4 separate regions of the Homo sapiens genome follow, and all the other regions are linked to region 4. A link is a loop called in an ENCODE intact Hi-C map of the cell type or tissue named here. Cell type or tissue: mammary epithelial cell. All regions are shown on one strand.

The links. Hi-C counts contacts between places; a loop is a spot of excess contacts. Peaks named below come from ENCODE experiments on the same cell type or tissue, not always from the same donor. Only the 100,000 strongest peaks of a DNase experiment are listed, where the experiment ranks them.
Region 1: it touches region 4 in a loop (4-fold over the local background); 4 of 110 quality-filtered maps call a loop at or near these places.
Region 2: it touches region 4 in a loop (2.8-fold over the local background); 7 of 110 quality-filtered maps call a loop at or near these places.
Region 3: a loop joins it to region 4, with 13 times the contacts of the local background. A loop is called at or near these places in 15 of 110 quality-filtered maps.

What each region holds. Positions count from the first base shown.
Region 1 is chr4:74,789,924-74,797,923 of GRCh38, forward strand. BTC (betacellulin) reads right to left here and starts at 4,600. Exons shown (of 6, transcript NM_001729.4): 1 at 4,339-4,600. The coding sequence starts at 4,402. In mammary epithelial cell, CTCF peaks have their summits at 3,995 and 4,774; no DNase peak of the experiment used is centred here; H3K4me3 peaks cover 1,313 bases; H3K27ac peaks cover 447 bases.
Region 2 is chr4:74,224,594-74,232,593 of GRCh38, forward strand. MTHFD2L (methylenetetrahydrofolate dehydrogenase (NADP+ dependent) 2 like) reads left to right here. Exons shown (of 8, transcript NM_001144978.3): 6 at 709-801. Among named protein-coding and RNA genes, the nearest start is that of MTHFD2L, 70 kb to the left of the region's middle. RefSeq lists a silencer at 4,205-4,274. In mammary epithelial cell, a CTCF peak has its summit at 4,291 (motif pointing right); DNase peaks (open chromatin) are centred at 4,298 and 6,418; H3K27ac peaks cover 379 bases.
Region 3 is chr4:74,315,913-74,323,912 of GRCh38, forward strand. It overlaps EPGN (epithelial mitogen), which reads left to right. Exons shown (of 5, transcript NM_001270989.2): 5 at 1-877. All of the region lies in intron 2 of LOC105377276 (a long non-coding RNA gene), which reads right to left. Among named protein-coding and RNA genes, the nearest start is that of EPGN, 11 kb to the left of the region's middle. In mammary epithelial cell, a CTCF peak has its summit at 4,729 (motif pointing right); DNase peaks (open chromatin) are centred at 3,759 and 4,809; H3K27ac peaks cover 1,152 bases.
Region 4 is chr4:74,528,615-74,536,614 of GRCh38, forward strand. No RefSeq gene overlaps it. Among named protein-coding and RNA genes, the nearest start is that of AREG, 87 kb to the left of the region's middle. RefSeq lists enhancers at 3,278-3,572, 3,318-3,612. In mammary epithelial cell, a CTCF peak has its summit at 3,436 (motif pointing left); a DNase peak (open chromatin) is centred at 3,447; H3K27ac peaks cover 394 bases.

The sequences.
Region 1 (8,000 bases), 260 kb after region 4:
CTTCATTGCATGAAATTAGGATCAAAATTGGCAGAGGAAGAAGAATCTGTAGAGGCATTTATTTTTTCAAAAGTAGATATGCATTTTACTTTTGCAGCTTTATTTTTTACATTTGTTCCTTTTTGACAAACCCAGTCAAAATAAAACTTTTTTGAGGATTTTTATCTATTACCTATTTCATAACTAGCGGGAGCAGGAATTTGAGAAATGAAGGCAACAGAAAGTCTTCCCATTAATTAGTAGAGCCTGATGACATTCGGGAAGTATCCAGAATCAAAATGTCAAAAAATTTTAAGAGGTATTGATAACAATGAATGATTTGTCCTGTGCTTTCCTACTGTCTATTATAATAACTCATGCTTATTCTATGTTTGGGGCACATTTTGAGTGGCTTTACATAGTATTGCATTTAATTCACGTAATTGCATTGGTCCTATTACTATTAGCTTTTACAGGTGAGTAAACTGGGCCAAGGAGGTTTAAGAGACTTGCCCGAAGTTTCAGAGCTAGCAAGTCACAGCACCAGGAGGCCATGCCCCAAAGGTCTGGTTCAGAGTTTACAGGCTTGACCACTACATGACCCTGCCTCAAGATATGCTCTTTTTACCCATTTTCAGTAATTGCCATGTGGGTTCTATCAGGGAGACTATGAAGCGATGTCACCCCTTCTCCATCTGCCCAAAGGAGCATCCTCTAGGTGTTGGTGCACTAAGCAGACTGGAGAATATACAGGAGTCACCCACAAATTCAAGGATAGAGTCAGACTAGAATAGAATCAGAATAGACACTGAGTGACACAGGCCAGACACAGTCCAAAATAAAGCACCTGGTCTGACCAATACCAACTGAACATTATTAGTCAGGCTAGCCTGGCCCTGAGCTAGGAGAAGCAGGGTTTCCTGGAAGCAAGGAAGAGCCAGGAGTCCAAGAATCTGTCAGAGAATAGCCAGAGCCAGGGATGGCACAGATGTATGGGTAGGCAGTAGGGAAAGCAAAGGTGTAGGAGACAGCTAGGATGAGCTTACATGCTTTTTAAATAAGTCAAAAGAAATGGTTTCCAGTATTGGTTTTTCCTGTTATATGCAACGCAACGTCTCTGCACTGGAGTGTCCTATCTCTCCCTAGACAGGACATTCTGCACTTGAATGTCCTATCTCTCCCTACCTAATTCAGCAACAAATATTTATCTGCTACGATCTCTTGAGACCAGGAGTTTAAGACCAGCCTGGCCAACATGCCAAAACCCCGTCTCTTCAAAAAATACAATAATTAGCTGGGCGTGGTGGCGAGTGCCTGTTGTCCCAGCTACTCGAGAGGCTGAGACAGGAGAGTCACTTGAGCCCTGGAGGCGGAGGTTGCAGTGAGCTGAGATCATGCCACTGTAACTGAGCCTGAGCGAAAGAGTGAGACTGTCTCAAAAAAAGAAAAAAGAAAAAGAAAAAGAAAAAGAAAATACAGTAGAGAAATACGAGCCCATTTTGGAAAATCTCATTTTTTGAGAAAGTAAGATTAAATGGCTCAGGATTTCTACTGACTTAGAAAATGCCTTTAAACAGTTTTAGAAAATTAAACCAAATTAATGCATATAAAGAATATCGATAACACATAAACGTGTAATTTATATTTATATTAAATGTATTTGTACCATATAATCTGCTTATGGTATACCTTCTTTTTATATCTCCAACCCCACTTCTGTCTTTATAAAATTTCTCAAAGAAAGTAGTACCTAATTTGCATATGTTAGAATGGAAATTATCCTGTAAAGATGCATCTACTAAATGCCAGATGTATTTAAGGAGCATCTACATTTGTAATAGACATAAGCCATTTCTAATTTAAATCACATGTTATTTTGTTTACTTTTTGAAAAGAATGTGACATGGAAAGGGCATCACCATCTAATGAAACCTCTTCATTTTACAAATTAGAAAAACAATGCCCAGAAAGTTGTAACTTACAGACATCTCGGAGTCATGAAGTGGTAGAGCTGGAACCAGGGCTCATGTCTGCTCAATGCCCACTCTCATCGCATTTCCACCATCTCACACACACACACACACACACACACACACACACACACAAACACTAGTGTCTCATGCATCTTATTGCTCACATTCTTTTCAAAAAGTAAATAGAACAACATGTGACATAATTTAGGAAGGGGACTTAAAAGTAAAGTGTGTATGACAGAAATAGGGCCACTTAATGGAAACAGCGATGCCAACAAATTACGTTCCTTAGCATTTTGCAAGAAATAGAGCTTTAAGGGGATCTAGAGACCAAATTCAATTTCCCAAGCCAATCATTTAACAGGGCGGTTGTACATTTAGGTTACCCTGAGTGTACAATAGCACTGGATTCGAGTTTTGCTTTTTGATTTTCATTTCTGTCTTTTGACAAGTTTTGTGATAGTAAAGGGGAAAGAATGTCCATCGACTTTCAATAGTCATTTCTACTATGACACCTCTGCTAAAACATCACCCTAATTTAGGCCCCAAGTAGCTCATGCCCAGATTATACCTACGAGACAATCAGGTCCTCTGGCCCACAGGCGCCCCCCCTTCCTATACTGCACCTCACTGACAGATTTATCACCTTTAAACCATTGTTTGCATCATATCACTCCCAGTCAAGCCCTGTGATGGTGTGTGTTTAATAGCTTATTGATTCTGTTCCAAATATTCTAATCTGGCTTTTTCAGTTCTTCATAATCTGTCTGCCTCTCAGAAATTCTACTCTTTCCAGTAAAGCATGCTCATTCGCATCGCCAACCCTTTACTAAATGCTTTTTCCCTTGTCTCTGTTCCCTCTTTCCTCTCTACTATTGCAAACTCTACCCAAGCCTCAAGGCACGCATTCGTGTCCTCCATTCAGCCTTTCCCCACTATTCCAGCCCCCGCTGTTGAGCTCTTTCTCCCTTTTCTGATTCCGTGAATTTTTCCACAGGTTACCCTGCTGGGCTTGCATATCCAAATTCAGTGCAAGTTCTAGGGCAGGAATCATGTTTTATTTTAGGAATCTCATGAGCCCTTTCCCCACCTCCATTGCTACATACCTCAGCACCTTGCTGACTACGACAGATTCTCAGGGAATACTTTGACTGTTGGATAGTTTAGACACGGTGGAGGAAGAGAATGTCAGCTACTTGCAAGCAATGCTGGCAAAAGCATCAGTACTATTTCTAGGGTTAAGTCTCAACCCCATTGCTCTTCTTCATGAATGTACACATTCACTCTACCACTAAATTGTTACTGACTCCTTCCTCTTCAGCGTTTGTTAAATAAGTTTATTTTCTCTAACCTTGGTCCTAAGTCTGATCCACCTCCAAGCAAGTTCACTGTACCTTTTTAGCCACCTCTCTTACTCCAAGGACACAGTCAAATGAAAGTTTTCATTTAGGCTCCCCCTCTCTTTCCTCAATAAGAGGAATTCCCATTCTTTTTCATTTGTGGTGTCCCCTTCCCAGGCTTGAAGGTAGGAGTGATATCGTGGTGACACTTCAGCTGTGGAGACTCTCCTCCTACCACATAAATGCTCCAAACCCAGATGTGTCTACAGCCCAGCTAAGATTAGAAAATGTTACTGGTTTCCCTTCCCTTCTCTGCCCCGCAAAATGACCATGATGCAGAGAGCAAGCTTTGAAGAGTTGGGATTTTTTCCTACTTAGAAGCCTTCTCACTACCTTCCCTCGGTGGAGGGGAAGGGGAAGCCTGCTTCCAGCCACATCTGAAGTTCCAGCTCTGCTTTGTGAGTTCTGACTCCTAAGGAGGCAGGAGAGACCCTCTGGAGGGCTCTAGGCATCCTGCTACTCCTCCTCCCGCTGGCACTCTTCCCTAACGCCAGGTGATCACACCTTCAGTCAAAGAGTTCCCGTTCTTCTGCCTCCTGCAGGATATGCTTCTTGGTCTATACTACCACGTGAGCTTCTTTAGTGGGTTTCCCTGCTCGCCCCTGCCCCCACCCCCCGACCCTCACTTGCGAGCACAGCGCCTCACCCCGGTGGACAGCCCGCCGGCGCCGCCAGGCCCTCTGCTGTGCGCACAAGTCAGCAGCTGGCGGCCTGCTCGCAGCACTGGCAGCGAGGACCTCGGAATCGCTTCCGCCCTCGGGCCTTCTCACGCGTCTAGGGACTGCCTCCAGCAGGTGCAGCCCCAGGTGCCCAATTGCCAGATCTTTAACCTCGCGCTCTCCCAGCCTTCAAAGTTCTCCAACCCGCGCCTGCCAGCCCCAGCGCGCCCTCTTGTCCAGATGCCAGCTCGGTTCAGGGTTCGCCCTCCCCGCGACTCCAGCCCCAGACTTTCCTCCTGGTTTCCAGTGCCCAGCACGGCCACTTACCCAGGGCAAGGGCCAGGAGCAGTGGCAGGGAGCTGGCGCCGCTGCACCGGGCGGCCCGGTCCATCAACCCCGCTCTGCCGGGCCGGGCAGCCCCTAGACAAGTCTCCCTCCTTCTTCGCCCCCTTCCCGGGCCTCGGGCGCCTGAGAGGGTGCCTGGAAACTAATCCCGGAGGCAGAAGGAAACGAAACTACTTCCCAGGCTGGCACCCTGGCTACAAGGCAGGGAAACACCCAGGGCGGGAGGCCGGCCGGCTCCGTGAATGTCGCCGGGAGGAGGGAGCCTCCTATTTATCCCCCCTCCTCCTGCACACACCCCGCCAAAGAGGCGCAGGACTTGGTCCTGGGAGCCTCCACGCTGCTCCCACCCAAATTGCCCCACACCCATACCCACACCCAGGGACATATTCGGGCTGCCCTCGGACCAGCTCACCACTCCCCCTGCTGGGTCTCACCTGACTGACTGTTCATTTCCCTACCCCCTAGGGCGTAAACAAGGTAGGGAGGGAGATGTAAAGAATCCGCGTGGAGGGGTGTCGGGGGTTCCGGTCGGGCCTGCAGGCTGACCTAAACTCCTGGAAGCCACCGAGGAAGAGTCAGAGACCCAAACGTGTTCTGGAATTCTAACTTCCTTTATTTCAGAGGATTGCTAGTGTCATGGAGAAACCAGACTCACCATTCATTGTGGTTGACTTCAGGCATTTGATAATGCAGGCAATTTCAAAAGAGTCATTGTTGCCTTTTAAAGTCTTGAAGCCATAGCGAAACCTCGTCTCTACAAAAAATACAAAAGTAAATTAATAGCCGGGTATGGTGGTGTGCACCTGCAGTCCCATCCATTCCCTGAGGCTGAGGTGGGGAGGATCGCTTAAGCTTGGGAGATGGAGCCTTCAATGAGCCTAGATCGAGCCACTTCACTCCAGCCAAGGCGCAAGAGTGAGACACTGTTTCAAAACAACGACAACAACAACAACAACATCAGCAACAAAAAAAAAAAAAAAAAAAAAGAAAAGAAATGAAAAAAGTCTTCAAGCTAGTGTCTTAGTTTCTGGGTGCATTGTCTTCTAATAATTCATAAAATTGGGGCTCACCAGGACCTACTTTAGAAATTTCATTTGTATTTCTGTTTATGAATTTACTCATGTATTCAGTATATTTTCATTTACTTGCATTAAGCAATTTCTGGAACAGAAAGACATCCTCACAGCTTTTAGAGAAAGCAAGCAGCATCCAATTTTACCTTATGTGGTTATATATTGCCTCCAAGATAACCAAAAGATACAGCTGCTTTTGTACTGGTCTGTGTTCCTCATATAAGATTTATGTGGATAATTATGCCCCTCAGTACAGAAATTTTATTTCTATAGCATCCAAAAGTCATGTAAGCCTTATTTTACATATGAAATGTAGTTTGGGTGTCTGCCTCTTCCTCCTCATCCTACTGTTTAAGTTAAGTAAATTGTTGTGCACTTGTCTCCCACGAATAACATTTCATTTCAAAACTAAATTATTTTACTGCCCCAGGCAACTGATATATCCGGTGGAATAAAAATCAGCTCTTAATTTTCAGAATCCCATTCTAGTCCCACATGACAGCTCATAAAACATTGGTAGAGAGGGCAGGCATGAAGTTTAAAGAAACCCAAAGTTGTAAGATGGAAGGTTACTGCACCCCAGCTAAAAAGAGCAGAAACACTGGAAGCCAATGGATTTTGACATCATCTCCCTCCCTCTCAACACTTCCACCCTGCATTTTTCTTTTCTGATATTCTCTCCATCTCTCAGCACCAGTGCCCTAAGTTAAAGTATCTCTTACTCCAAGATGGCATTTAGCCTAGCCAACAGCTGTCCTGTTAGCCCCAACAGAATGCTACAATTTTGTTTTCCTTTTTCGTAGATACTAATAAAAAAAAAAAAAAGCGAGACCTAAACAAAAAGTACTAAATGTTTGTTGAGCATTGGAAAATTCCAGGACTTGGTGTAAGTATTCATCATTTATGCCATTCAAGTGGTAAATTAACTTTTTCAGGCCACTAGAATATGAAGTAGTATAATTTAATATACTAAATAGGACAGATAAATTAATAACCTTCCTTGAGGGCTTTATTTACCACCATAAATAAAATAAGTACTCCCAAGAAAATCCAAATTTTCTGACACTGGATATCCAATCTCTTCAATGTTAAGAGACTTTTCCTGTCTTTTTTTGTTTGTTTCTTTTTTTTCCCCTCACTTTCTTTCTCTCTGTTCTTCCTCCTCTTCTTCCCTCTCCTTCTCCTTCTTCTTTTTCTCCCCCAGCCCCCAACCACCTCTCTCTCTCAAGTCATTTGCTTATGGGGCATGGTAAAGCTGGAATACAACCATTACATTTGGAAGAGTGGAAGGTAAGAATTGATTTTCCTGAGTCCTCAAACATGTAACTGAGTTGCGTCTCAGTGCTTTCATTTGCAAGCTGAGCTGTTACTAAGAGAAAAATAAACCAAAGTTACACCAGAGTCACAAGGTGAAACTTGTATTCCTAGTTAACCCCAAGGTAGGAATTGCTTGAGTGCTGTTCTTCCTGTGCCAGGTTTAGGCAGGTATAACCAGTCCTCCCAAATCTGGTATGAGGCTTAAGTAGATTCCTTTGGAGGGCCTTTAAGCATCAGCCTTTTTCTCTTCCCACACAGAACAGCCTGCAGCTGGGACCGTCCTCCCCGTCTTCTGGACAGGACAAAATAAACTTGTAGTTACATATAGGGCACAACACATAAACAGACACACGCCATGATGGAAAGGAAAATTTTGGAATGCATTCCTTCTAGGCCAACATGTATTCTCCAAATGAAGGCTTTAAGGCATTCAGTAGTATAGGAAAATTTCCTAATGACCATTAACTTTATTTAATAAGAGTGGGTGAATGAAAATGATGAAAGGCATTTTTAAAATTGTAATTTTTATAGTAATGATAAGCATCATGCATTGTAGATTATTAGTGGTACAGTTACATAGAGAGAACTTTCAAATATTTTATTTAAAACTACTGAATTGGTTTCTAAGAATGTATCAGTGAAAAATCACTGCTCAAAAGTTGTATTCAGGTAATTGTATTTTATAATCTAGTTGTTCTGAGGGAGGTAGTTATTTTTTTTCCTGCCTACTTTCTTGTATCTTCCTCTTCAGTCTAGGGGATCCACTTTTTATATGTATTTCTCAATGTGTTTGATTTGTATCTCTTTTATTTTTATTTATTTTGTTTTTTGAGACAAAATCTTGCTCTTGTCCCCCAGGCTGGAGTGCAATGGCGTGATCTCTGCTCACTGCAACCTCTGCCTCCGGGTTCAAGCAATTCTCCTGTCTCAGCCTCCCAAGTAGCTGGGGATTGCTGGCACCTGCCACCACACCCAGCTAATTTTTTGTGGTTTTTTTTTAGTAGAGATGGGGTTTCACCATGTTGGCTAGACTGGTCTCGAACTCCTGACCTCAGGAGATCCACCTCGGCCTCCCAAAGTGCTGGGATTACAGGCGTGAGCAACCACGCCCGGCTGACTTGCTATCTCTTTTAAATGGCAGCTTAACATATGTTATTAAACCTCAAAAATAATTGTCTCTGTGACATTATACCTGTTAGTTTCAGTTCACCATGATGATCTTTTTCTTTGGCCATATTGAAACATACTTCAAAA
Region 2 (8,000 bases), 300 kb before region 4:
TGGCTCACACTTTAAATATTGGAATCTCTTGCCTCTCTTGTTCTTTCAACCCTCCCTTAAGGCTTTCATATAAAATCTTCCTGTGATGTACCATAACCTGTGACAAAAAAATTTTGCTATTTTCCAAATACCCACTTTCAAAGTTGGTTAGTTTTTTCCTGCTATTCTTTTAGCTTGGAATGCCTTTTTCTTCCTTACCTGATTAGAACACTTCTGCTCATGCATTAAGACCTAAAAAAATGTATTTCCTCCTTTAGGAATCCCTCCTAGACACCTTCTCAAGACAGAATTAATCTCTCAGTTATGCTCCCACAATATATTGTCCCATTTTTTGTTCACTTACCTTATTGCTTTTATTATTTGTTTGCTTGTCATTATGAAGACAATGAGTATCCTGTATACTAATGTATTAAGCAGTCAACACAGAATTTTCAAATTCTGTATTTCAGGGACTCTACTTATAGCTCTCCTGTGATGATCGGCACTTACCCTAATTTGGTCTCATTGATTTTCCTTTCATTTAATTGAAGGGTACAATATTTTGGTTCCTCTTGGTTTTCTTGTATAGCTTTTGTGCTCAAAGTGATTTAGTCATGTCAAAGTAGCCTTTCTATTCTTAGGAAATAAGTGAAACTCTTCTGGATTTAGAGCATTTATAAAATTTTTAAAAGTTCAGTAATCACTGATAGAAATTCTTCTGTATTCCAGGTGATGCAACTGTGACAATAGCTCACAGATACACCCCCAAAGAGCAACTGAAGATTCATACGCAGCTGGCAGATATTATCATAGTTGCTGCAGGTAAGTCCTTAGTGACTGTTATTTTTTGGAATGTCATCAGCAGAATAATTCCTGCCCTAAATGCTGACATGTTTGAAAGCTTTTTGAGAGAGTTAGCTTTATGTATGACTAACTTCTGTTGATTGGATTCTGTCTCTTGGCAATCATTATATCAGTCCATTGTGCCTATGTTAGCATTTGTTACTTCATTATGGAAAACCCAAACAGCTTTTGGGATGACAGATTAAGCACAAGAACAATGTGCACTTTGCTAATTGCTTTGACGAACATGGTTTAACAGCATTTACGGAAAAAGGTTGGTGCAGGTAAATAATACATTGTAGCTATGGAGAACAATAAAACTTGTATTTTCAAGTTGTATCAAGGAACATAGAATGTTCAGGTGAGGGGAAAAGATAGTCACTATGCTGCCCTAAACACAGCCAGGCTGAAGAATTATGTTCTGAAGTCTAGACTTTAGGGGAAAAGTTGATGGATGAGACCATGTCCAAAGGAGAGTATCTAGGATAAGAATCTTTCCAAAAAAGATGACATATGAAATTTGGTCTGATGAACTGAGGATGTTTGGTCTGGAAGAAAGTATGACCTAAAGAGATACAACAACTTTTTTTTTAACATAAAGAAAAAACCCAAGCCCAAACTTTTATAATAATAAAAGCTGCCTCAAAGTCACCAGTTCTTGAGATAGTAAGTTCCTTATCACTACAGTGATTAGCAAAATAGATAAAAACATAAGTGGCATTTCATAGAGCATTATTTGTCAACGTTTATTGGATTTTGCCCCATTTTGGTTGACAAAAAAAAAATCCCCTTTCAACATTATCAAAATATTTCAATAAATTAAACAACATAGCTAAAAATGCATGTAAACAGTTGTAATTATTTTGAGCATATGTTCTTTGGGGAAGGAATCACATTCTTTCTTTACTCCCTACCATTTAAAGGACCATTGCAGAGAATGTCTGTCTACTGAGTACTAGGTTGGGTTCATTGTGTTTTAATACTTCCTTCAATGATGAGACTCTTTAATTCTCTATTTTAATATACAAAAGAAAGCTTTATGGAATATATGTATATGTATACTTATTATATTTCATAAGATTAAATTTCTTTAAATTTGTTTGTGTTTTCCTACAGGGTAAGTTAACAAGAAAGATATTTTAGAACATAGAAAAGGCTGGAATATGGGGCTTGTGTATGGATAATTCACTTACAGATATTTGAGAGTTTATCATTTACTCTGATTTTAATTAAACGTGTACTTTTGAATAGCAAAGATAGTACTAAATTCATTCAATTGAATACTAAATTCATTCAATTGAATATTATTTATTCAATAAATATTGGACCCTTCCTATGCAGCAGTATCTGTTTTAAATTTTAGGAATACAGCAATGGATACAAATGATGAAATGCCAGCCCTCGTAGAACTTACATCTTAGTGGGAGAGAGAGCAAATAAACAGTAAAATATAATGCCAGATAATGATAAGTGCTATAATGAAACTGGATGAAGGAATAGTGTTTTGGGGATACTGTTTTAGATTGATTGATTGGTGAAGATCTTTCTTGGGAGGTGACCTTTTGAGTAGAGTTCTTGTCCTGGCCATTCTCCATTTGTCCACCAGCCCCAGTGTCTGCCCTTCCCTGCCCTGGTCTGGCCCTGAGAGGCTGACTAATGAAGATGGCCTCACCTGTGTTCCTCTGACACTGGCTCCCAGCAAGGTTTGGCACTAGTAGGATATCTGAAGGAGAAGAAGAGAAATGTCAAGTCATGGTGTTTCTTCTCTACTCTTTTCCACTTCTACTGTCTTTCTCTTCCTCCTGCATCGATAGCTTTTGCTCAGCATCCTTTCCCCGACAGCTAAGGCTCTCACTGGGCTGCAGTAACACCATTTCCTCACCCCTACAGACCTAGGAATGGTACAAGCTTCCTCCAGTTTCTAATCTCTAAGAGCTGCAACAGCTTTTGTTTTTATCTTAGCCTGAATATATCGCTGTAAAAATTATTTCATTACTATATGGGGTGGATTCTGTTTCCCATGGAGATACCGACAGAAGCAGATCTGTATGAAGTAAAGGCACAAATCAAGAACCATTCCTGGGGGAAGAGCATCCCGAGCAGAGGAAACAGCAGATACCAAAGTCCTTAGGCAGGAGCATGCTTGATGTATTCCAGAACACAGGTCTTTGACGGCTTATTATATTACTCTGATTTTAATAAAATATTAATAAATTATGAGGATACTAGTAAGAAATGTTGTTGGGAAGGTAGCCAGGGTTAACTCATGAAGGACGTTGTCGGCCATGGTTAGGATTTTGATATAAGCCAAGAATGGCTGACAGCAGATCAACATGGTCTGACTTAGGTTTTAAAGGACTGATCACACCTTTAAAAACATATCAGACCTCATGTCTGCAGTTGTGTCAAAAACTGACTTTAGAGGTGTAAAAGTAGAAACAGAGAGGAGAGGTATTGCAATTTCATTTAATGGGTCTAGATTTTGCTCTAATTTGTTTTGTATTTGAACACATAGTTTCAATCAAATTTAATAAAATATCTGATTCTTCTATAGGCCCTTTTCTGGAACCTAGAACATATACATGACTGCAGGAACAGTAGTTGGCTCCTCATAGAGTAAAAATAGAAATGTTCTTTTTCCCAGAAAAAAAATCAGTAAGCTGGTACAGATAACCATACCACATTGCCTGTTTTTCCAAAAAATTACATTTGGGTGATATCAAATGCAAATTTTTGAACTGCATTGACAGAAGTCAGGCATGTTTAGAGAGTTAGTAAACTTTTTCAGACCACAGATCAGCATTAAGTGAAATACTGCTTCAGCCACTGATACCTTCATGGCAGATAAGTATTATACTGACTTCTTTTTAGAGACACTTCTGTTCACACACAAGACACAGAATTTGTTGAATAAAGAGGAATTTGAATGCTCATCTTTGTCCGTTTCTAACCTTAGGAAGAATGAAGTTTACATTATCCTTAAAAGGTATTATTTGACTAATGTTAACAGCTTGTACAGAATATTTGACTATTGTCCTTAGATAACATTTATCAAATATTATATTGAATGAGTATTTTATTCTAGTGGAGGAAAATCTCTCATCATGCCTTCCTACTCGTGGTTTGTTTTATTATTATGACAAATGGCACATGGGTGATCACAATCCACTTGCAAGAAACACTGATATTCTCTTGTAACTAAGTCAAAGCTTATGCCATAATGCCAACACTGTTGTCCTCCTTGAGTTTATCCTCTCTAGCTTTCTTTGTAAAGGCCTAAATCAGCCTTGAGTACAGATATTTAAAAAGAAGACAGGAAAAGAAAAAGAAAAGGAAAATAAAGGAACAGAAGGACAAGGAAGACTCAAGCCTATATAAAATAAACAAGACAGGAGCCAGGAGGTACTCAAGCTTTAGGTGTGGTGGGTGTTGAGGCTGTCCCACAAGCATCCCGCTGAGGGTATTTTCTTACCACCAGAGGGCGCCAGTCAGGTGAGCAGCTACTTCAGATGTAGCCAAGTTGGCCATACACCATGCTAATACTAGTTAGAAGACATTTTAAACAAAGACAGTGGGAAGAAGTCCTGTTCCTTGCTTTTTTATTTCACCTTTAATGCCTCTTACTAAATACAAAAGTATGTTGAATGTAGAAGACAGATTTGTATGTAGTTCTGCAGTCTTCTTGAAGAAATAAATATTTAGCCAATGGGAAATTTAGGGGAAGAAAATTGAGAATTTATAAGAAACAACTAAAGATTGCTACATTTCCAGTTAATTAATAATCACCTGGAGAAGTTAGGGATAAAACATGTAGGCATTTATAAATTATAGAAAGAATGTGAGTGAATATAAAAAATAAATCCCATATAACCAGACAATAGGAATAAAGTATTGCCAGAATGACCATATCATGCATTGTGTGTGGGAACTAAACAAATACAAATAGCAGTGGGTATTTAAAGGAAATAGTGATCTAATGGCAGAGGTAGCCAGAACGGGGAGGGCTAGATCACTGTCATAATGAGAATGTCAGCATATATGGAAACAACCTCATCTAGGAGAACTCAGGGTAGAAGGAGGAGGATTGCGTGATATATATCAGAAAGAATGATAATGTCTGAGAGATGAGAGTGAAGAATGTGGTAATGAAATCTTGACACAAGCTTGAAGAAAGTAAAAGAGGAAATCCTGTGTGAAGATCCTGAGACATGAATATTAGCTTATTTAATATTAATGTCATCCCTCCAGTTTCTCATAGTACTACTCCTACTGGCTTATATATCACTCACCTTTTTAAAATTGCCCCCAAAATTGAGATTTAGACTCAGTTAGAAGCTTAGATCTGCAGAATCAGACCCTGTCACACTATGCAATTAGAAGTAAGTAGCTTCAAGTCCCTACTCAAAGCCAAATCTCTGAGTTCACAGAGAGAGTTAACAAGTTTCTAGAGTACTTTAATGTACCATGGTTATAGCACATAGTACCTGTTTATAGTTGTTATCTTCATTAGACTACAGCAGGTAAAGGCGTGGTATTTTTTTTTAAGCTTGCTAGGTAAGTGCTTAGAACAATATCTAACACATAGTGGTTGCCCAGTAAATGTGAGCTGTGTTGATTTTGAGATTATAACTACAATAAGAACTTTTTCAAATTGATACATATTTAGCCGATATAATCTAATTTTTTAAGATGGAATTATTCTAGTTGTTGGATTTACACACTGTAGCATTATTTTTGGGAACTACCAAATTATTCCAGTTTGTCATCATAAAGTAGTTGCTAAAGCAATAAAAAGTGAAATATTTATTCATGAAAGAGTAGTTCATGTCATTAAGTGTATGAATGGAGTGATTTAGGTGTAAATGTTAAGATTAAGAAATGATGGGAAAGGTGGCCGGGTGCAGTGGCTTACATCTGTAATCCTAGCACTTTGGGAGGCTCAGGTGGGTGGATCACCTGTGGTCAGGAGTTTGAGACCAGCCTGTCCAACATGGTGAAACCCTGTCTCTACTAAAAATACAAAAATTAGCCAGGTGTGGTGGTGGGTGCCTGTAATCCCAGCTACTCAAGAGGCTGAGGCAGGAGAATCACTTGAACCCGGGAGGCGGAGGTTGCAGTGAGCCGAGATCACACCACTGCACTCCAGCCTGGGCAACAGAGCAAGACTCTGTCTCAGAAAAAAAAAAAAAAGAAAAAAGAAAAAAAGAAATTATGGGAAAGGTGAAGAAAGAGTAAGGAGACTATTACATCTAAAGAACAGTAAGAGTACTGGATGGTTGAAAGGGGAGGAGCAGTTTAGGGAAAGGCTAAATCAGCTTTGCACAAGCTACTGATAAAGAAGGGAAAGCTAGCCAGTATCAATTCTAAGATCATGTTGGAGATCATTGGGCTTTCTCGTATCTGCTTTAAGGAAACTGTAGGCTATCCTAAGTCTGTAAAATTCTAGGAATCTTCATTATTCAGCAGGATAGGCAAGTTTTTTTAGACATTGTCCACATTACCCTCCACCCATCTGAGTAAACTCTGAAACTATATTCAGGAAATGAGCTGCTGAGTCAATGCCACTTGCATGTCAAGCTCTGGATGCAGTGTCACGGTGGTGAAAGCTGGCATTTTTGGCCACTAAGCCATCCCTTCCAGCATGACGAATGAACCTTCACAGTTGTAACTTTAGAGTGTCTATTGCAACACTTTTAATGACAGATACCATGATATAAAACAGGATAAATGGGCAATTTAGTAACTCAGAATATTCATACTTACTTGTCATAAAGTACAAAGTGACCAACGAATTTCCTTTCACCACTTCTCCAATCATATTATCAAGTCTTAGAAACACTCCCATCAAACATTATCCTAGGGCTCAATAGGGTTTTCCCCCGGGTGTATTTCCTCCTCCTTGAAACAGGGTTCGTAATTTTCAGGAAACCAGGACATGGAGAAGTTCCAAGGGGTGGGGCAAGGAAATAGCTCCACCATCCCCACAGCTCATGCAACCCGGGAGTACAACTTGCTCACTTACGGCCCTGAGTGCTTCCTGAGTGATGCCAGCACATTTCATGGCTTCACTCATACTATAGTCCTTTCCATATCTCATTTCTTATTTGTTATTGTCCAGCTTGTCCTCTTTTGCTAGCCTCTGCTACTCCACTTAAGGGTTCCTTCCCTCCTTCCTAAAAGTTGTCATTATTTTCATGGTACAGAGTAGTGAAAATGCACAGGCCTTTCTAAAGTAAGAATTCCAGGATTTAAATTCCAGCTCTGAGACTTGCTGATTGTGAGCTTGGTCTCATTTCTGAATCTCAATCTGTTCATTGATGTGATTTAAATGATAATAATAAAAGTAACCTTTCATAGCGATGTCTACTTTATATTTTTGATCTTAACTATGCTGATCTAAGTAGAATTTCCCATATCTAAAATGATGCCTTTTACTTATTGAAAGGCATTTTAGTGTGGTTTATGTGTAATACCAAATAAAGAATATTTAACACTTCTCAAAAAAAAACCTTTTGCATAGTGTAATCAAGCTAGCCAATCCATGTAAAGAGCATAGCACAGTGCCCAGTATATTGCAAATATTCAATAAGTGTTATGTGTTAATGTATTCTATGTTAGGCATTGCATGTGAATATTTAAACAATTTAGAAATGATAAATCAGTTGATTATTAAGCTACAACTTAGCATAACTAAAAGAATATACTTCTTGGTTGCTTTTGATACTAATACAGTATCAGAGTAGAGTAGTTCTTATAAGCATAAATAAATTAAGAAGTGACTTACACATGAGGGACCAACTTTATGGAAACTTTATTTTTATACTTAAGATGTATGCCTTCTCAGGATGACATCAGCACTTGTTCATAGATGTGTATTATGTTGTTCCCTGGATGAATTCCTTATTGCCTCTCCCTCCTTTGGAACAACCTGACTTTGAGAGGGGAGATAGGGAAGGCCGAGGCACTTAGATGAAAGGGATTTTTTTCTCTCAGGCCTTTATCCACCGTCCCAGTCTCCCTCTCTCTCTGTTTCTACCTCATCTTCCCACCTCAGGCTATTCTGGCCCTCACAACCCATGCCCAAAGCCTAAGTTACTAAGTAAGCAAAGCTTCCCTGGCCTGCAGTGAGCTTTGTCAATACCTGAGAGGGCAGCCTGACTACTGATATTTTTCTTGGT
Region 3 (8,000 bases), 210 kb before region 4:
CTGCACTCCAACCTGGGTGACAAGAGCGAAACTCCATCTCAAAAAAAAAAAAAAAAATCAGTATCCTTCCTCTTAGTTATATTTCTGCCACTTAATTCAAACAGTCATATGCAGGTCGCTTAATTTATTTGTGCTTTTGTTTCATCTTCTACAAGGCCCTCTTAGCTCTAAAACTTGACAGTGGAATAAGGAAATGTTTTTCCAAATCTGCATTGCCGGTGAGATCCTCAACATCAGCATGTTGAGATGGACCTCAACCCCACCTCTAACCCTGAAACACACTACTCGATATTATCTTAGGTATGTTTTAGGGTTTAGTTTGTAAAATAATAATTTATTTTTGAAGGAAATATAAAATATTAAAGAGTAATAATAGCTATCATTTTTTAAGATTCAATCTAAAACAATGGACTCTTTTTTTTTCCATTTGTGATGTAGATAAGCAAGACAATTTTGATCATGAGTGGTGAAAAGAGGATCAAACTTGACTATTCTTGCAATGGCAGTCCAGCAACAAGCCTTTCATTTACATTAAATTATAACTTTTCATTCATTCCTAAACCAAACTTAAAATTCTGCTTTCCTTTGAGTAGAAGGTATTTAACTTGTTTTGTTTTTCCTTCAGAAGGAATTTAATGCAAACGGATTGCAGTCAGCACTTTCTGAATGTTTTCACACAGTATGCAAAGCTTACATCATACCAAGGAGTGGAGAGTTGAAGTTTCCTCCCAGTGACTCCAGTGACAGACCACACCTAGAAAGCGTTTCTCTTCCTGAGTATTTCAAAAAGATGTAAAAGAGCTGGGGAGAGTATGGGAAGAAACAATACAGGATTGCCTTTAATTAATTAAGAATTGCCTCCTGATAAAAGGAAAAAGAAATTAATGCTGGAGTATGGAGGGGTGATAACCTTAAAGATTATAAATATTTGTTGTCTATAAATACTTATAAATTATAAACACAATATAATTAAAATTAGAACATCAGGAAAAGAATTAAAATCCTCAGGTTGCAAAACCAAAATGTTAACCAAAACAAATACTCATGAGATTCAACTTTGTTCACCTATAGAATAGTACTTATTAACAACATAAAATCTACCCTGTGAGATTGTATGGAAACTCAGAGTGTGGCTTATGATAACCATCTGTTTATGATATTTCATATAAAACAATCTTGTGATCCTTGTAGTTCCTACCATTAATTTTGTAGGAAGGAATCTCTGACATTCCTATGGAGCTAGAACCACATCTGTCAATGTTTAAGTACCTAAGCAGAACTTAAGAGGAAAATGCATAAATATATTTGGAAATTGTTTCATTTTTTTCTATATGTAAGAAGACCCTAAAAAGAGCCTTTCAGTAAAGTTTGTGCTTCAGAACTACACTTTCAGCTATCAATCAGTTGTGTCATTAATTGAGGGTGGATTATTTAGGAAACAAATGCCAACATGTTTCTGGCATCTTTGACTACATTACACCAGCCAAGAGGTTCATCAATTTCTTTCATTCCCCATTTTGTCACTTCCCTTCGTCTATCCTCCAATTATTTGAGAACACATCCTTAAGTCATCAGTATTCATGAGTGCTTTATTATTTAGCATTTCAGAGTATAATGAGGATGGGGCACAGAATATAATGTCAGCCATCCTGGAGCCAGTAAATTTGCAAAAAAAGTAATTAAAAATGCTTGTCATTATATTCTCTTTCCCCAAGGTAGCTTTTTGTATAGTTGTGTTTTCATAAAGTTTGAAAAGGATGAAATTATAACATAGTTCATCTTTTAGTCTTTCCTGGCACAATACAAATCTAATCCTTTAATTTTAACATGTTCGTTTTGGTGATGTCAAGATTTCCATTCATTATATCTAATTGAGAAAAAAGTCATAAGAAAATAACAAACATCAGCAATTTAAGCTTTTGATGTTAAACATGAGGACAATTCATCTATGCAGAGGACCATGAGGAAGCCATTTAATGTCTCTGCATTACAAAATGTAACATGCTTTCTGTGAAGTGATATAAATATTGGTATCCTACTACCTACACTCATGGGAAGGGTTACCAAAATCCGTCTATTGCAAAACATCACTCTTTCTCGCTTACATCATGGCTGCATGACATCAGGACATGAGTAGCTGCCAAGATGAACTATAAATGTTGAAACTTAATTTGCCAGTGTCTAGCACTGCTAATCTGGGTGAGCCCACATTTTTGTCCAAATCTTTGGCTCAGACCTATTCAGTAGCACATTCAGAAATGTCTTTTCTAAATTCTGCATTTTTATTAAGTATTCAATTTTTATTAATTATTTAATCAATCAGTGCCCAGCTCAGAGTATAAGAGCTTAAGCAGTTAATTTTCTAAGAATTTTAAGTCTAGGCCCCTTGAGAATATCCATGTGAATACAAGTAAAATAGTATTATATTTTACTTCTCTTCCAAAACTAAACATGATGGATGTTCCAGATTGTCGGCAATACCCACAGCTTCCAAAGAAACATCTCATAAAGATTAGAAATGTGATTATGTGTTAACAAGAAGAACTGAATTGTTCAGTCAGGTCTTATCTAACCACCTCATGGCCTTTCTTTGTCATTTTTTATGTCTCAGATATTATTGGGGCATACGTCATCTAGATTAAAATTTGGTTAAGTCTACAGTCAACCAGCTGTCAAACTAGCAGTATTACTGATCTTTAAGAGGGTATTCTTCTTTTTTTTTGTTTTTTTTTTTTTTGAGATGGAGTCTCACTCTGTCACCAGGCTGAAGTGCAGTAGCACAATTTCAGCTCACTGCAACCCCCGCCTCCCTGGTTCAAGTGATTCTTCTGACTCAGCCTCTTGAGTAGCTGGGACTACAGGTGTGTGCCACCACACCCAGCTAATTTTTGTATTTTTAGTAGAGACGGGGTTTCACCACGTTGGCCAGGATAGTCTCGATCTCCTAAGATGGTATTAATTAGGATTCACATCTTTCTGAAAAGAAAAAAATGGCATCTCTAGATCTTTAAAATCACACTAAAAATTAATTCAATATTAAGTTCCTTAACAAATCAAGTTAAAGCAATAATGTAATACAGTAACCATTTATGAGCACTTGCAATGTTTGAAAGCATCAATTGCATTATTTTAGTTAATCCATGCTTGTGTGTAATTGAGGCTTAGAGAAGGGAATCACTTGTTCAAGGTCACAGGGCCTCAGCCTGAACCAGATGCATCTGATGTCAGAGTTCTTCATCTAACATCTAAGCTCTATATAATAATGCTTCCCAATATTTTATGAAAAATATTACTGTTGAGGGATAATTTCTTAGTGAACTTAAAAGTATGCCCAAGTAATTAGTATGCAATTGAAAAAAGTTATTTTCTTAAAATATAGAAAATAATAATTTTTTTTTTGAGATGGAGTCTCGCTCTGTCGCCAGGCTGGAGTGCAGTGGTGTGATCTCAGCTCACTGCAACCTCGACCTCCCAGGTTCAAGCAATTCTTCTGCCTCAGCCTCCCAAGCAGCTGGGACTACAGGCGCCCGCCACCACGCCCAGCTAATTTTTGTATTTTTAGTAGAGACGGGGTTTCACCATGTTGGCCAGGATGGTCTCAATCTCTTGACCTTGTGATCCGCCCGTCTCAGCCTCCCAAAGTGCTGGATTACTGGCGTGAGCCACCACACCTGGCCACAAAATGATAATATTTGTCATGGATCAACCACAAAATTCCCCTGCTGTCGTCTGCAAATTATTAAGATATGTATAACACCCTCAGGGTGAGGTCAGATCAACGTCAAGTGCCTGCTGACAGTTGAGTGCACAGTCTGGGGAGAGACTGTATACTGTAAAGGAATTCTGGCTTATCCTCATGACTCAAGGAATGAGGAGTATTCTCTTAGAGCACTCTCTTGGAATATTGGGAATATTCTACTCTAACCTGTAGCCAGTATTCCTAGAGAATACTGGAAATATTCTAATCTTGGCTACAAGCTATTTCCCAACATTTTTTTAGCTTTATTGAGACATACCTGACTCAGGTTGTTTTTGAGATGAGGGGTGAGGAATCCAAGTGATTGTCATGTCTACAGTAAAATCTCATCAACCCCCTTCTCTCCACATTATCCTCAATCCTACCCCAGCCCCCCATGCACCTTGCAGAAAAGCAGTAAGTAGCGGTGGTCCAGCTTAGGAAAAAAATTGGAAAATAACATTTTAAAAAATCTGTGCAATAGTTTGGCACTAAAATGACCGGTCTTCTAGTTCAGCTGTGTGATCTGAACTTTACTGGGACTCTTTGGATATGATATCCTTGCCTGTTAAGTGGAGAAGTTAGACTCTGAAGATGACCTCCACATTCCCTTCCTGGTTGGAAGTTGTACATTGGAAATGTGATGCCGATAAGCAGATCTATTCCACAGACATATTCCCTTTAGCTTTCGTGGTGTTTGTTTTAAATCAAGCCCACATTTAAAAACCAAGCTCTTTTACTATTTTTAAAAATCTAGCCTCTTTTGAAAAATAAAAAATATAGAGCTCTGGTCCTATTTTGTTTGTGCCAGCGCTCTATATCTTTTGTAACTTTGGTTAGAAGGAGCATGCCTCAATACCCAACTGCTGCTGCTGCTTAGGCTGCCAGCACAGGGTCCTATGGGCCTTTAAGTCTGCAAACTTGCTTCTTTGGTTTCATTTTAATCTTTCCTCATCTAAATTCTCCTGAGTCTAATCATCAAGATGCCTGTAGAGGGCCCCATTGTACTGCAAACCTCATAAATTATAAAGGAGTCTCAGATCAAAGAGTCGCCCAAGAATGTGCTTATTAGGAGAACCCACACTCACCTGGAAACCGGCAGGGGTGGCATCTGGTGACTCAGGCACTGCCCTGCCCACACCTTCAGTCACTCTCTGCTATAATCCTTGCCAGATCTGTCATTTCAGTGCACAAGCTTGCTTATGTTGCCTCCCAGCTTGAGAACTGACACTGACTCCCCATTGTGCACCATGTTTAGCAAGGACTGTTCAGCCTGCATTGTGAAGCCCTCTCCAGGGAGGCTCAGGTGGTCTGTCTTTCTCATCCCCCCTCGCCCTATGCATATCATCAGCTGTGGCCAACCACTGCTCTATGCTCTGCAAATGGGCCACACAATCCATTTCTGTGTTTTACCGTCTCTACTGTTCCTGCTACATGTATTACCCTCCCTCACCTCTGCCAAGATCACATTATTTTTTTCAAATGCTGCCCCCTCCTTAAAGAATGGTGTTATTTACAAATGTCATTTCTCCTTCTTTTGAATTTCCTTGACATCTTTCTCTTTTTTTGTACTTTTCAAACACTTACATTCTGCCTTGTATTATAATTACTTATGTTCTTAGCTAAGTTCCAATGGTAATAATGACAATGAACTTCATTTATTAAATTCACATCATAGACTGGGCACAGTGCAAAATGATTTACAGATAGTATCTCCCTCAATCCTCAGAGACATCCAGGTGAAAGGTTTTATTAGGGGTTGTGTTCAACAGTGGTTAAGAAGACAATTGTCTGGAGTTTAACAGACAGGTTGAAATCCAGCTTCACTCCTACTAGCTGTGCTACCTTAATCAAGTTTTTTTTTTTTTTTTACTTTTCTAAGCCCAAGTTTTGTCATTTGTAGAAATGGGACAATATTTATATCATAGATTGTTTTGAGGTTAATAATAAGTGCTCAATGAATGTTAGCTATTGTATTACAATTGAATTCCATTTTTCACATTAGGACACTGAAATTCAGAAAGTTTAAGCAACTCGTTCAATGATATGCACCCAGTAAGTGGTGGAACCTGGATTTGGCTGCAAGGCTGTCCAGTTCCCAGGCTTTGTGGTCTTAATTAGTGACAGGCAGGTGAGCACATGGCTGCTGGTCTCTCTGAATACAAGTCCTGCTGCACTTAGCACAGTTTGGCCATGGTTGAGTTTGCCCAGTGTTTTTTGAAGTGGGATCTGCATTCTCAGAGAGCTGGGTTTTGAACTCCAGCTGTTTATTAGCTTTGTGGTTGAGAATAAATTATTTTATCCCTCTAAATCATAGTTGCCTCCATTATAAAATGGGGAAAATAATCACACCCACAGGATCATTTTAGGGTTAAGTTAAATCAGATAGCTAATACAGGTAAAATTCATAGAACATAGCACTCATTCAATAAATATTACTTATTATAATTATAAATCATCTAAAACTCCCATTGAAACTCTTAATGACACTCAACACGGTAAGTTTTGTTACAAGGTGACATGTATTCCTAAAAATCATTACACTAAAAAATTGAGCAGGATATCCTACAGGACTCATTCAAAAATGGGGGTTTGAGAAACAATATTCAAAAAACTTCTTCAGTAACATATTAAAAACACCAAAAAAACTCTAAAAATGGTAACACAATTTTATACATTTTAGGTGGTTAAAATATACATAAACAGTACAATAAACATGGTACGTTGTCTTTAAAAAGACCTGCAGTTTGCTTGTGGAAGTGGGTATTGGCAGGGTTTAGCTTGTGAATTATTATCAAGTGATGGAAGAGGGGTTTTTAAAATTGGGTGGAAAGTTATAACAGCAGATGTGGTTGAGTGTGGTTTATAACTCAAACATGAGCCAAGATCGCTGGTAGATATTTGAGAATTGCACACATGTATGCTCTCTCCTATGCTGCTCTGCTCAACAGTTTTCTCCTCATCTAGCATTTCTCTCAGGTGAAATTATACCTAAGCAAACACAAAGTTCCTGTTATGTACAGATTATTCTTTATGTTGGAATAAACTCACGCTTTCAAGACAAGCATTAAAACAGAACTGACTGTACCTTGAAATTATCACAACCCTTGTATCTCAGTCTCAACCTTCATGATAATTATTAAACCTTTGAAATATTCTGATATTAGGCACTCAGGACCTTGGGACCTGGGGGTTATCATAACCCTCATTTCTCCACCTAAATTTACAAGTGTCAAGGACAAAATTCCAAAGCCCCATATTACTGTGGATTCAAGTTCTCATCATATTATTTGTACTTTTTTTCAAGTTATAAATGATTAGAAACCTTTATGACTATATTTTCCTTCTTAAATCAACTAACATTCAAAGATGGTTTTCATCCTAACATTATCAACTTACTGTATTAATAGGAATAGCTCCAATTCTTCTTCTTTTCCTTGAGACTTATTCCCCTCTGTTTTACCCTCTGAGCAAACTGTTACTTTTATTCAAAAGTCTTTAAATGGCATGGAAGAAAAACGGTTTTGCTTCCTTCAGCAGTCTATATTAGGCAGTATATTAGCCCAAACTGCAGATCTTACAGTAAGAAATTGCTTAAGAATTGATGAAACATTTGATTAAAAAAAGGAACAATTAAACAAAGGAATCTATAAGAAATAAGAGAGTCAAACTTGGTATATACAGGTATTAGGGTCCCCCTTTTGAGTCTAACACATGTTACTGTCAGGGCTTAGGTCTGCCTAGGTAGGCTAAGCAAACAGGTGCATCTGCATACTGGTGCTTTGGGTAGACTGAAGTCCATTTGCTTGAGGAACTAGAGAGCTTCCGATAGGTGAACATACCTTCAGCTGCTCCTTAAACCTGGTTAGAATTGATTTATCTTCCAGTGGTTTGTATTTGCATGTTGTAAAAATTAAAAGTTTTTTGTTTGTTTTTGTGCCTTCCCAGCATCCATGCCCCTTCCAAAAACCACACCAATTTTGCTGTGGAGTACCATTCTCCTTCACCTTCATTGCGCCTGGTTTAGTTGTGCATCCCTCAATTCTCATTCCAGAAGTAATCAAAGCATTCCATTACCCCCAGTATTACTGCTATAGAGACAGGAACAATACAGAGTGGTCGCAAGAGAATAGAAAATTCCAGGCAGCAGTTTTACATAACTAGCAAAAAGAAACTGTTGAAATAGCTGCAGAGGCTAGGGGCTGATAAGACCCTGAAAAACAGGGTGTGGACCAAGCTGCCTAAGAAAAACTGGACACAACAT
Region 4 (8,000 bases):
CCCATGCGAGGAATGATGGAGCTAGATGCTATATGTGTCTGTGGCTGGGGTGTCATGACCATAAATGGGAAATGTACTTTGTTAGAGAGTTAATGCCAACACAAACAAAATTACTCTCATGTTGAAGTGTTTAGCTTCATATTATTAGACCATGAGAGCCTGTTATCTTTCCATTTGTATTCAAGAGCCAGGAAGCTCTTGTGTCTGTAAGCATAAATAAATTGGACTTGAATTTGAAAAAGCATATGCCTTTCATATGTAACCAATTGTAACCATAAAATCCAGGAAACATGTAAATACTTTAACTGCCAATTATGTCTTTGAGTGTCTTTTTTTAATTAAAATTGTGTCTACTAATATATAGCAACAAGCTTACAAGGTAACGGCTAGAAACCCTCAGAAATTAATTGGTTGACTAAGCATCCCCTCTACATTTAAGTCCTAAATCAAATTCACCTTCTATTGTTATTTATCAACTCTCACAATTTCAAAAACAGGCCAAAATTTGAGTCATATCTCTGACAAGGATGAGTGTATTTATTGACTTGATAGAACAGGAGATGTAAGTCAGAATTTATGAGAGCTAGCTGTTTTCTCCATGTCTGGCTAGCTTTAGCAATTTAACACATGCAAGTTAAATGTAATGAGAATCATTTTCTTAGCCTTAAAACTTCTATGGTGTTACATTATGAGGAAATTCTACGCATAGTGGTAAGGTGAAGATGGGAAATTTGACTATGTATGTGCTTCTGATCGGTGAAGACATGTTTGCAAAGCCTTTGCATTCACATTGGATTTGCACATGCCAGGATACATATACTGTCCTTGTGAAGGCGCTGCATTCCATTCGCCCTTCCCTTATCTCATTCCTCCTCCTCATCCCAGGCAGAAATGTCAAATGACTCTCTGGGAACTTCCTGAAAGCTCCCTCCTCTTCCACAAGAAAACCTGCTCCTCTTGCTCTGATGTTGGAGTAAAAGGCTACCATTACAACTATAGTGCTTTAAAATGCCAATGAATTACGGAGTTTCTGGAATAACTGGCCCTATATTTGGGAGCAGGAAGCTGGAGTTCCCTACTGACTCTGCGGCATTCAAATAAAGAACAGAACAATTATATTTTATACCCCAAAATGACATAAAGGAAAACGAAAACAAGCCTGTTTCCCATGTGGCAGCCTGCACAGTGAAGGCCATTGTTCCCTGGCAACTCCAATAGATACACACCCGCTTTGCCGGATCAACTGGCTATTCCTCGGTTTACAGGCATGAAGTCACAGTAAGGAAGGTCACATCCCTTGGGTGATTTTCTTCTTTGGTTGCACTGGGCTATTTCCTGATATACCTAATGTGCTTGAATTCAAACGAGAAGGAGGAAAGAGACTCTTGCTGATACATTTATTTTATCCTTGAGAGAAATAATCTCTCAAGACAAGTGAAGAAAGATGCTGTGAACTGGATTACAGGTCATTTTATAGTCAAATCATCCAGGCAACTGGCAGTGTTTTGGCCTGTTTCCTGTAAAATAGTTTAAAAACCTGTAGATTCTCAAAAGAATTGATCGATTTATTCATAAAGACAGCGCTCAAGAGAACTGTGCAGTTTAGGAGATGCTGTGGGGATAAATGAAAATCGCTGGGAAACACATTAAACAAAAGCATAACACATTTGTAAGGAAATAAACACTTGCTAGTGTGAATGCCTGCGTCCTATTTATTAGTCAAGCCAAACAAATTAGGCCTATTCCCTGCTAGGAACAAGTGCTACATGGCCCCGTGGCACCTCCCACACCCCTGTGACTTTTCTGAAGTAAGCTTCAGGAACTTATTTCCATCTTCATTTTATTATCTTATTGTCTAACAAGCCCTTCTGTCTTCTCCACTGCAGAAGCCACAGTAAGGAGGAATTAAAGTAAAATCACCAGTGGCTCACACCTGTAATCCCAGCACTTTGGGAGGCTGAGGCAGGTGGATCACAGTGTCAGGAGATCGAGACCACCTTGTTTAACATGGTGAAACCCTGTGTCTTCTAAAAATACAAAAAATTAGCCATGTGTGGTGGTGGGGGCCTGTAGTCCCAGCTACTTGGGAGACTGAGGCAGGAGAATCACTTGAATCAAGGAGGCGGAGGTTGCAGTGAGCCGAGATTGCGTTATTGCACTCCAGCCTGGGTGACAGAGTGAGACTCTGTCTCAAAACAAAACAAAACAAAAAAGTAGAATCACAATCCATCACAATTTCTGTTTAAGTCCTAATGTCATAGGCACAGGCAGTTCATAGTAGGCATAGATTTTTACTCTTAACATGTGATAATATGAAGGGACAAGAGAGAGGTGCAAAAATATCAGCCCCAACAGTTTGTGTCAATGTCTCATTGTTAAAAGCTTAGGCCTAGACATCTATTGAATGTTTGCCATGGCCCAGGCATTATGCCATGAGTTAAGGATAGAAAATGAATATGTTCCTCTTAAAGTACGAAAATTCTGCACACTGCACAGCAATCTGTTTTGCTCTGCCTCAGAGTTTACCTGTCTGAAGCATTATTATTGTTAGCTGTACCTTGTCTGGCTCTCACTTTCCTGGTGGTAACCTTGGGTGAGTGCCATTCATGACTGCTGAAAAAAACACAAATAAGTGATTGGGTACCTGGCAATACAGTGCACCTCATCGGCCATTAGACAGATATCGATTTGACCCTTTCCAACAGAGAGGCCATCCTTGGAGAACAGCACTAGAAAGTCTTTAAGGAGGACAGATGAAATGACTGAGTTAGAGCCTGAGGCATCATCCAGAATAAGACGCCCGCACTGGAGGAGAGCTCAGGCCCTGGTCCTGAATGTCTGGGTCTCTAAGAATAGCAGCTACAAGAGAAGGAGGAGAGCTCTCACAGGGTAGAGGAAGGTACTGAAGACAATCTCACCTAGTTTACAGCAATGTCACAGTGCCACCTTATTTATGAATATCTGTGCTGTAAATACAATTAAAAATAGTTCATGAAGAAGACAAATATTTCCATCTTAACTTCCCATAAAATAAAATACAGACATTTTAGGAGAGATACCTTGGCTTATCAGTGAAAATAGAAGTTCTCCAAATGGGGTCAACGAGTGGATTGATCACAGCATTTGACATTTGGTATTTGAAGCTAGCAATACTTTTATTTCTGGCATTTAATAATTTTTTTTTCATTTGTGGCTCAAATTTACTTTTTTATCTGTTTATAAGAGAATATACACTTTCTGGAGCTCTTCTCTCCTGAACAAAGGTAAGCAGCAGATCCAAAAAATGTGAATGTTTCTCCTGGGAAGGCGTGGATTTCTGCTTTGGACATCGTTCTGAAACCTGAGATTTTTGCAAAGCCAACTCAATTCATCAGGACCACAGCTAACCACTCACCCTGCTGTTCATTTCGGACTTAGAAAGAAGGCTGTCACTCTCGAACACACTGCCATCTTTTGACCATGAGAAGTATCACAAAGAGAAAAAGAAAGACCTTGTTACTGGTTACTTGCATCAGTCTACTAAATGGAAGCAATGTTGATGCAACGACCCACTCTACTGTTGTTAGTTCTTTGGAATTTATAAGACAAAACAAGATAAAGTGAAATGGAGCAGTGCTTCATGAATTTGCTAACAAATAATTCACTTTCCAGCAATTTGAGCCCACACCAGGGACTCCATTGTTGAATCTGTTAATATATTAACATTACTACAACACCTTTCTTGTTTTCATTGTGTGTATGATGCTATAAAACAGAAATGTACAATATAATTTTCCCAAGGGACATATGTTTTTGGAGTCTTACAGCTCATTACATCAGATACATGTGCTATTCATGCAACAGATATTTTTGAGTATTTACTACACGCCAAGCTGTGTTCTAAATGGTGGAGATGCAGAGGTGAACAAGACAGATATGATATCTGCCCTCAGGGATGTGACAGTTTACTGTGAGCATTGGACATACGGGAGAAAGGCTAATTTGAAAAAGCATAAGATGACTTAAGAGTAAGAAGTTAATTTAAATCAATATCAAAGTTTGCCTCCTGAAGAGATGCCATTTAAGTGAGGACCAGAAGGAGGACCGAAAGTTAGCAAGATCAAAGTAGAAGAAGGTAGCAGGGGATGCTTTCTAGAAAAATGAGTCAATCTGTGTAGATACAGCATGAAACATGAGCTAATGGATTATCAAATGAGTTCTTGATTTACATAAGATGCCTCAAACTAATATTTAAAATTTACATTTTTATCTCCTAAAATATAATATCGAACATAGTGCATAAGCATAGTTATGGGAGGTGGTGGTTAAAGCATAGGGCTTTGAAGTTTCAGGGACTTGAATTCAAATCCAATTAGCTCTACAACTTTAAGCAATTTACTTATCAGAGACTATTTATCTCTAAAATGGGAATGATTAAATCAAAATTTGCTAATATCTTATCATGTTTCAAATGAGTAAATATATTTAACAGCCTAGCTCAGAGTCACACAGAATGCAGGTACTCAATAAATAACACATTGTCTTTTCATCTTAATTTCTTGGGGATTCTAACTTTAGAAGGCTCATTCTCCTATTGCAGGTTTCCTGTCTTTAGAAGGCTCAGTCAATCACCATTATGAACATATTGTTTAAAGGGCCATTTTGATTACAGTTTTGTGAATAGTGTGTGGCCACATATGATGCCTCATTAATTCCCTAAAATTTATTGTAAATAAAATTGTTTGAGTGCACAGCTCTAGCACATGATTGGCCAGGCTGTATTTGTTACTCATGGAACAAAGTTAAAACAAAATGGAAAGATGGGTATGTCCTTAAATAACTGAAAGTTTCTGCTTTAATTGTCCAGAACTAGTCCAATTCACTTAATAATTATACTCCTCAGTTAGCCTTAACTATGTAGAACTGGTCATAGATTGCTCCCCAAATAGCTCAAAGGTATGTGAGGTGAGGAGCAGAGCTAGTACTTCTAACCTATATTAGAATATCTTGATATGTTTGTAATCTTGTCATTCTTATCTTATAGATATACACACAATTTACCAATCCCAAAATATGATAATGTCATTTTTAAAACACGGCGATAGCCCATTACAAGCTAAGTCCATTTTATAAAATTTAAATGTTTTTCATTAAATAGTACTCTTGTATTGAGACATTAAAATGTTAAAGCTGGAAGAGATCTTAGCAATTATCTGGTATATTCTATGTTATCTGGTAAATTCATATTTAATATGTTCTACAGATTAAAAAACTAAGGCACACACGGTAGCTTTTCCTAGAGCTAGTGGATATTGGGGATTCTCATGCAGAGGTCCTGGCTCCCAAATCGATGTATTTTCTACCGGTTTACACTGTACCCACATTACACACTGGTAATCTATATATAGGGTAGCTGTTTCATCTGAAACAAATGTTATAAAATATAATTGATTAAAATAGATTCTAAAATAGCATTATTTTTCTAAGTATTAATAATAATTTAAGTAGTGCTTTTGCATTCCCAACTAGAATAATTTTTACCAAGTACTCCTTCAAATAACACTGAGAGGTAGATCGTTAAGCATTAGTTCATTCAACAAATATTTACTGAGCATCTGGAGTTTGTAAGACACCATATTAAGTCACTGATTCCTATCCTATTTTATTAACCAAGTTACAGAAAGGGGAAAGGGAATGTTTACAGGAACAAGTCATCAAACACCTTTGCTCAGTTTCGCCATGTCCTAAACTATTCTGATAGCTTGCATCTGTATAGCATTTTACAGTCTCAAAGCACGTTTTCATGACATGAATTCTCATATCACATTATTTTAGCCTTTATGACTCCTGAACTTTCACCCTGCTTTTATTGTCCATGGTGTTGATGTCATTGATCTTGCCCTTAGGTTTTAAGTTCATAAAAACTGAGGCTATTTTAAACACCATCGAATCTTTCACAGTGTCTAACCCACTTTCTTAAGTACAGTAGGTACCTGATATTTAATGAGTGAATGAATGACATTTCATTTGATCCTTACAAGCATAGCAGGCATGATTATCTCCATGAAAGAAGACAATGCTGTACCATAGGGAGATTAATTCCTGATTCTAGCTGTTAGAAAGCCTGAGGGTTCCTTATTGGATCTCTTTCTCCTTTAACTCTTAAGCAAAATTCTGTGGCAGTCCTCACTTATAAAAGAATCATTTCTTCTACTACTACTACTATTACATAAGCCACTAAATAAGATATTGTGTTCATATTTGTTAAACTATCTGATTGTTTAAGTATGAGTTTATTTTTCTTACACAAGTGGCGGAATAATATTTGTCTGGTTTCTTACTGTAATGCCCAGTTTTATTGCTAGGAAGGTGATTGTGACAAGGATGATACTAGGTTCTCTGGCAGACAGTAAGAGATATAGAAGATACATTTTGCATATGCCATCAGTGCCACTTGAGTCCTGTTTTTCATTTACTGTAATCAACTTCCTCTTCCCTCTGATGAGTTTTAAAGGAATGAGAATATGGCACCTCCACCCCCTATAATTGGTTGCAGCTGAACTCTTAGCAAGTGAAACAACTCACATGGCTTAACAAGGATATGGGGATTGCAGTGAAAGACTTTCTTCAAAAACAAAACTTGTTAGGGAGACATCTAAACACCAGCTTAAACTTATGTAAGTTTCTTAAAAACAGAAGAGCTTATTCTTCTATGGATAAAGAAATAGATTTTCTTTGTGAATTTCTAATGATCATACTGAACATAAAAGAAACTCTTAAAGAAAACTTCAATCATGACCCTTCTTTTAGTTCTGAACTAATTTTATCCTGCCAAAACCAAGTAAAAGCAAATGTACACTTTCAGATTGGTACAACTAAAATCAGAAGTAGAAACATTTTAAAGTTATATATTTTTAATATAGAAAGGTTTTTGTTTGTTTTACTTTTATATTATTTAAGGAATGTTAACCCAGTTCTAAATTTCACACTCTTGTTCCTTAAGGAGGACTTTACTTCCTTTATGGGAGCAATCAGATGTGAGCAATACCTCACATTATCCTGTGCTTTGTAGTTTCAGAAGCATTTGCATATATGTTATCTCACTTGACCCTTTTGCCTGTGAAGTTGGCTGGAAGGTATCATTGCAGATGGGAAAAGTGAAACTGGGAACTTTGGTGGCTTGCCTTAGGTCAAACAATTGGTAAGTGGTCAAGTCAGGCCTTGAACTTAAGTCTCTAGACGTTAAACCCAGAACCTTAAATGGGTGAGCATAAAAAGGAATGAACTGCAAATAACAAATCTAACTATTTGGTGAATAAAATCAATTTACACGAAAAGAATTCAAAATTATCAGCTAAAATTACCGGTTCCATGGATGAGGTACTAGGTGTGAATACGTGTGTTAGAATACACAGTTTTAAAGGCCAAGAAGAAGCATATATAGCCCCAGATAAAATAAAAAAAAGTTTATACTTACTGATAAACTGAGCAGATATAAACTTCAATAATTGTTGGCTAGATTGACCTAATTGTTGGCCTATGTATGTGTTCAGTCATTTACATTGGCTTCATAAGTACCGGTGTCTAAATTCTACTAGTTTATTTTTTCAGTAATCAGTTCAGTTTGACCAATGTGTATTAATTGATGCTGTTACTGTATGCTTGTTTTTCAATATTAGGCTTTTTATACTTATGTATATGCAGAATCTTATATTCAACAATATGACACTGAACAAGATTAGATGTGAAATTACATGGTTAAAAGTGTGGGCTCAGGCTGTGTGAACTTGGCCAAGTAATCCGACCCTCAGAATGAAGATAGTAATAGTATACATCTAACTGGCTTGCAGTAATGATTAAATGAACCGATGATATGTAAACTACTTGGTTTCTGGCATATGGCAAATATGATATAAATATGACCTGTGGCCTTTGTATAGAATTTATTGTGTAGATATTTAATTATATTATTGTCTTGGAGTTGAGAACACTACACAATATTTAAATCATTTTTTGAAAAA